Linked DNA regions of Homo sapiens: region 1 is linked to region 2. A link is a contact called in ENCODE Hi-C or POLR2A ChIA-PET data. All regions are on one chromosome and are shown on one strand. The core of a region is the stretch at or near the end of the contact, and the rest is flanking DNA. Distances in the headings are between cores, read along the strand shown.

Region 1 (3,406 bases), core at 450-2,949, 40 kb after region 2:
GGATAGGAAAATGAGGAGTTAGAGTTGGATGGATACAGAGTTTCAATTCTGGAAGATGAAAAGTCCCGGGGATGAATCGTGGTGACGGTGGCACAACAATGTGAATGTACTTAATGCCACAAAACTGCAACTTTAAAATGGTTAAAATGGTAAATTTTACATTATGCATATTTTACTACAATTTTAAAAATAATAAACACTTTTCTTAAGAAAAAGAGTAATGGTACATATAATGAATTCTTAAAAACCCACTTTGGCTGGGTGCGGTGGCTCACACCTGTAATCCTAGCACTTTGGGAAGCTGAGGCAGGCAAATCACTTGAGGTCAGGAGTTCAAGACCTGCCTGGCCAACGTGGCGAAATCCCATGTCTATTAAAATTACAAAAATTAGCTGGATATGGTGGCACGCACGTGTAATTCCAGCTACTCAGGAGGCTGAGGAAGGAGAATCGTTTGAACCCAGGAGACAGAGGTTGCAGTGAACCGAGATTGCACCACTGCACTCCTGCCTGGGCAATGGTGCAAGACTTTGCCTCAAAAAAGAAAAAAAAAAAAAATGCTTTAATCTTCATTACATATGTATATCAGAATTAAGGACTTTAATTACACAGAAAATTTACGTGCATTGAACCAGTCTTTTGTGGAGGTGAATAATCTGCTCGGAAATTTTATTTCCATTAAGTAAAAGAGCTTGAACGAGCTTGTTGTGGTCACGCATTGGAGTGTTTTACTCTGATCCATGCTCTGTGACTGTCTTCTTCATCCGTGATGGTCCTCTTTGTCTTGCCCTAGTACAAACACCACAGAACCATGGATACTGTGATTCTGGGTTTCCCTACAGCTGATTGGAACAACGATAAGCACCTGACTGAAGATGGGTCAGTAAGTCAGAGACCTTTGCCAATAAATTTGGAATTGGGAAGAAAACAAAATGATGACAGGAAAGAACAAAGACAGAGAAGTTGTGATAGGCAGCCTCTGAAAGGGCTCCCAGTGATCTCTATCCACTGGAGTGGATGTCTCTCCCATCAGTTCAGTGTGGGCTGAAACTAGTGTCTCATTTCTAACAAATAGAAGACCTAAAACTGAGAGAATGTCATTTCCATGATTAGGTTTCAAGAAGACAGAGACTTCCATCTTGCGTTTCATCTCTGATCTCTTTCACTTGCTCAACCTGATGGGAACCAGCAGTCATGTTGTGAACTGCCCTAGAGAGGGGCCCATGTTGCAAGGAATTAAGAGGGCTTAATAACCTTCAAGGAACTGAATCCCGCCAACAGCCAAGTGAGGGAGTTTGGCAACTTCATTAGTGAAGCCTTCAGATGAGACTGCAGCCCTGGTCAACACCTTAATTGCAGCCTCGAACGAGACCTTAAGAAAGAGGACCAGCTAAGACAAACCTAGATTCTTGCTTCCACAGAAACTGAGATAATACATGTTTGTTGCTTTAAGCCATCAAGTTTTGGTGTCATTTGTTACACAGCAATAGGCAACTAATACAGAGAAACAGAGGCAGTGACCCTTTTGGAAGCAACGTTTAAAAGATATGAACACAGCAGTTGAGGACGACCACACTATGCCATGTAGAGGAGGGTGAAAAGAACTGAGTCTTAAAAGAAAAAAAGCCTTTAGGAATAGGCACGTGAGAAGCAGATGCAGAGTGTGAGTGAGAACACAGAGTGGGTTCCCAGTGGCTTGCCAGTTCTCCATTCCAGTCCTTCCCAAGGCCTGGCTGCACTCCTGTCTTTGTGTTCTGTGAAATCTCTGGTACTTCATAATAAATTGTCTTTATTTTCTTTATTTATCTCAGTTGGTTTCTATAACTTGCAATCAGAATCCTAAAAGCCTAGGATGTATCAAGTTGCACAGCTGTGATTTTTGAAGGCAGCCAGACACTTGACAATGAGTTTGGCAGTTTAAAGAGGCTCTTGGCTTCAGAAGCACCCAGATGTTCTGAGCCACCTGACTTTGGGTCATAAGAAAGCGAGCCAACTTCAAGAGTATCTAGTTCTCAACCTACTGCTCTAATCAATGATCAACCATGGCAAAATCTATTCCGTGTTAGGTGGTTTGAATAATATTTGTTCAGAGCTTAGAGATCCCAGCTGAAAGCTGTTTGAAATACACAATATTGCTGTTGACACAGAACAAACTGTTATCCTTTCTTCTAAAGAACACAGTGATATTTTTGGAAAGCCCTTATTATATTACATGATGGAAATACATATCCAGATGAGGCATATTTTAATTCTTAGAAACAGCCTAACTACATAAAATGTACTATTCTCTCTTAATCCAGTTAAATCTCTTTGGTGTTTTCTGTTTTAAAGTCGTGTCACTGCCTAATCACTCACCATCTTAACAAAATTCAAAGCAGTTTACATCTTACAGGCTTGGTAATAAAACAGAGACTTAAAAGCAATAAACATCTTTGAAACAATTCATCCAGCCCTAAAATGGTGCCAGAATGAGTTTTGGAATGATAAGTTTGAATTTAAAAATCAAAATTTGCTCTCAGGCTGGGACTTAAAATGTCACAAATACATTTTCATAGCTAAGTTATAAACCTTGAAAAATGGCCTAGATGTCCAAGCAAATACAGATGCACTGCAATGCTTCTTCAATGCTGTCAGGACACCCACTTGGGGTCTCTTCATGCATATATCCACATGCATGTGTGTTATCTGGATTTTTGCCTTATTTCCATGTGTTTAACATTCATTCTTATGTTGAAAGAACATGTTTGGCATGAGCACCGTTTATCACTGGTGCTCCCCTACTTCCCCTTGTCTCCAGGCTCCTTGACCGTGGTGAACACCCCATTTCCCCTTCCTGAGGGCCATATCACACAAACCTCGAGGTCCCAGGCAACAGGAAATGAGCAAAGTGTCATGCATTAGAGCAAGAGAGTATGTTAAGAGAGGTTGAGTAAGCTTGTTGTGGTCACGTTTTGGAGTGTTTTACTCAGGTGCACGTGACACCAACAGCCTTCTTCATCCACGAGGGTACCCTCCTCTTGCGTATGCTGACTCTACCATGCTGGTACGCCATGAGTCTGCAGCTCCACTGCAGCTGACTGCAACAACATTAAACATCTGACATAGAAGGCATTCCAACTCATTTTCTTTATTTTGCAATTGTTTCTAAGTTGTTATTATTCAATTCATCCTCAAAACAAGTTCTCAGGGGTAGAGTTATCAATCTCTGGTTAGACTTTTCTTCCATCCCAATCCAGCCTTAAACTATAATTGCTTGGTGTCCTGTCCTTCCAGTCCCCATCTGCCCTCTATGCTTAGTTGATTGTCATACCCATCCATGGGCAGGCAGGTTTTTTCTACCTGCTCAGATGATCAAATTTGCATAGTCACGATTAGCAGGCCATGGGAGCTGGGATCTTGGCTGCAA
Region 2 (3,151 bases), core at 395-2,894:
ACAAAACAATCAGGGCATGAATACCAGAAGGAAGAAATTATTGGGAGGCATCTTAGCAGCTGTCTCCCACAACTTCTTTTGAAGAAAAAATAAAGTCAACAAATCTTCAGTGTTGGTATAAATTATTTGTACTATTTGCATTTGCAAAAAAAAAAAAAACAAAAAACAAACAAACAAAAAACCATGAAACTAAATACAAACTTTTTTGGCATATATAAATTGCACAAAAAGTATGCTATAGCTTTTTAAAGCTTTATTTGCTAGTTCAGAAGCATCAGGCCTTGTAAAATCCAAAACTTTGTCAATTCTTAGATCCCAATTTTAATAAGATTTCCCTTGATAACTCTGCAACTGTCTTGTTTGTTCACATGAAGATAAGTCTCACGTTGCAGGGTTATTGAAACCTGAATTACATAGATATCTAATGCACTTACTGCTAGAATCAACAGAAAATTCTGCACTGCTTTTTTACTGCTGCACTTTTTGCTGATGGATGGTTGCAAGTTTGTGCAAAAAATGGAATCTGCATAATACATCTGTTCCCAGCAAAAATATGGTACTGGCTGCCACAGCACAAATTCTTTGGATTTCAGCATGCCTATATTCTGTAGGCCCCAAAATGATTCATTTCTCCTACCCCCTTTCCAATTTGAACCTCTGTGTAATTTTCCTTTTCGAATGCTATGATATCATTTGCCTTTACTTGGCACAAGCGATCATAAAAGAAAATGCAAAGCAGTTGCTTAAATCGTGCAACAACGTTCAATTTTAAGGCAAATCTCTAAGTGACATACAACATGCTTATATTAATTATTGTCACAGAAATTGAAAAGTGGTCACAACTTCTGATGTACTGAGATGAATGTTATTCCAACATGTAACTGGGTCCTGAGGCCACAGTTTAAGCTGACACCCTCAATCAGATGAAAAAGGGTCTGTCTTCATCTATAGGCATATCAGCAAGTTACCCAAAGAGAGAAGGGGGTAAAGGGATCACTGGAGAGCACAAGTATTGCCTACACTGCTAACACCTGTCTCCATTTGTGCTGCAAGTGTGGGGATCATGCCTAGATCTTAGGCTTCCCCTTCTGATTCTCTCTCGTATTTTTCTTGTCTTCCAGATTGTGAGACTCCCAGTTCTAGCCAGATATCACCACTTCAAAGACATAACAAAAAGGTCAGAACTGCAGTGGGCATTAGGAAGCAGTTGCTGCCATGGAGTTGGCATGGGTATTAGCAAATAGCATCCGCATGTTGGAGGAGATTTTTGGACTCCTTCGCTCTTCACTTCCTTCTACCCACTGCGCACCCCCCCCCCCACCCCCCAGAAAATACCCTCTGGGTCTGAGGGCTTCTTAACAAAAAATTCTCTGGCTTTGACACGAAGCATGGCTTTCAAAGATGATGGGGAGCCCCTGACCCCATAAATCTAGACTGTCAGCCAATGGCTGTTATGTTTCTAAGGGTACATCAAAAGTTTTTGCCCATCTGATCAGATAAAAGAATCCTCATGAAGTGGCTTATTCCCCTGCAGTGCAGAAGGCCCCTTGGTACCAGCTCACAGAAATCCTGCAGGAGGCTGTAGCTTCAGCTTCTCTAGCTCTGTCTGTTGGGCTTACTGCAGCTGGCTCCAATGCCAGTACTGGAGAGACACCACGTGTGGAGTCTTCCTGCTCAACCCCCCTCTTGCCTGCCATTAGGAGATGAGAGTCCACATCCTCATTGAAAGAGACAGGCAAGTCAAATCTCTCACACACAGTCGAGCGTGCACCCACTTTAGGCCTCTGTCAAAGAGTAAACGCAGCTGTCTTTTCTCCATGGAGAAAGCAGCCTGCCTGCTCTGCTCTCTTACTAATCAGGATGTTGCCTGAGGATGCTTTTCACCAGGACTGGAGAGAAAGCACTGAGAAGCTGGGAAGCGAGGTGTGCATGTGTGCATGTGCTGATGCTGACTACACTCCAGCGCCTTTGCTTTTTACAAACATACTTTCAAAACTCTAAAGATGAAAATCTAAAAGGCGGGAGAATGATCGATGACAGAGAAACTGCTTTGTTAAGAAACCCCTTGGGATAAGATTTTCTGATATATTCAGGGTCCAGCTCATGGTGGGGAAGTTCTCAGGAATCCATTTGACTGAGGGTCATGTTCATTCTTTGTTGCTGAACTGCTGCAGGTAATCCTAACTACAGCATAACAAGGAGGATGAGGAAAGCCTCCCAGGGGCTGAGCCAGATATGCCAGCAGTAGGCTTGGGTCCCCTGGACAAAAGTTCCATGCAGCTTAGTAGCAGTCAGACTCACCTTCCATTGCTAATGCAAATGAATCCTAAAGATGTCACTAAGGGGATCATTAAAAGTGAGCTGTAAGCTCTTGCTTTAGCTGCTGTCACCCAGGCTGGTAGGAGCGGACAATATCGAGAATTGCATTAGATCTGTAGCCAGGAAGTAGTTTAAAGCATGACATCATGAGGTTGTCAAAGTAACTGGCCAGGCTACCTCTCTGGACTCCCGTGGTCCATAATGACAGGACTTCTTAATGAACACTGAGCCACAGGAAAGGACATGCAGAGGAGTAGCCTGCAGCCTGAGGTGTGACTGCTGGCAGCCTCTACGCTCAGGCAAGTGCCGCCCACCCTGGGATTGTGTTGCGTGGCTGGATCACAAGGTGAGGCCCAGCAGTCCAACAACCCTCACTGACCACTGAGAGAGGGGAACAACTCTCTCTGGTATTATCAACTGCCAGCTCTCTCTGATATTATCTGCTGGTATTATCAACTAACTATCCAGAAGAATGCTGCCTTCCCTGTCCTCACCCTGACATCTGAAAGAGGCTGCGAAACTCAGAAAGAGTATCTTTTACTCTGAGAGCACCAGGCTGCAGCATCCCTGTCCATCCTACAATGGAACTCTATTAATTCCCTAGGCCTATGTCACAAAGCACCACAAACTGGGCCGGGTGTGGTGGCTCATGTCTGTAATCCCAGCACTTTCGAAGGCCAATGCGGGTGATCTCTTGAGGTCAGGAGTTTGAGACCTGTCTGGCCAACATGGAGAAACCCATCTCTATTAAAAATACAAAAAATTAGCCGGGCATGGTGATGCCCACCTGTAGTCCCAGCTACTTGAGAGGTTGAGGCAGGAGAATTGCTTG

What was found. Hi-C counts contacts between places; a loop is a spot of excess contacts on that map. ChIA-PET counts read pairs that join two places held with the same protein, here RNA polymerase II (POLR2A).
Region 1: a map of prostate gland shows a loop between it and region 2 (2.1-fold over the local background). The contact joins two enhancer-like sites. A Hi-C loop is called at or near these places in 4 of 168 maps with a recorded cell type or tissue (PC-3, PC-9, endothelial cell of hepatic sinusoid and 1 more). POLR2A ChIA-PET finds 5 or more read pairs at or near these places in 1 of 52 experiments (HCT116).

The regions. Positions count from the first base shown.
Region 1 is chr13:34,457,137-34,460,542 of GRCh38, forward strand. The region is part of intron 2 of LINC02343 (long intergenic non-protein coding RNA 2343); the gene reads left to right. The region is part of intron 2 of LINC00457 (long intergenic non-protein coding RNA 457); the gene reads right to left. Among named protein-coding and RNA genes, the nearest start is that of LINC02343, 110 kb to the left of the region's middle. Within about 2 kb of position 1,700, at least 5 of the 41 ENCODE cell types and tissues checked have a DNase peak (open chromatin) inside an H3K27ac peak, as active enhancers do.
Region 2 is chr13:34,417,492-34,420,642 of GRCh38, forward strand. All of the region lies in intron 1 of LINC02343 (long intergenic non-protein coding RNA 2343), which reads left to right. Among named protein-coding and RNA genes, the nearest start is that of LINC02343, 71 kb to the left of the region's middle. Within about 2 kb of position 1,645, at least 2 of the 41 ENCODE cell types and tissues checked have a DNase peak (open chromatin) inside an H3K27ac peak, as active enhancers do.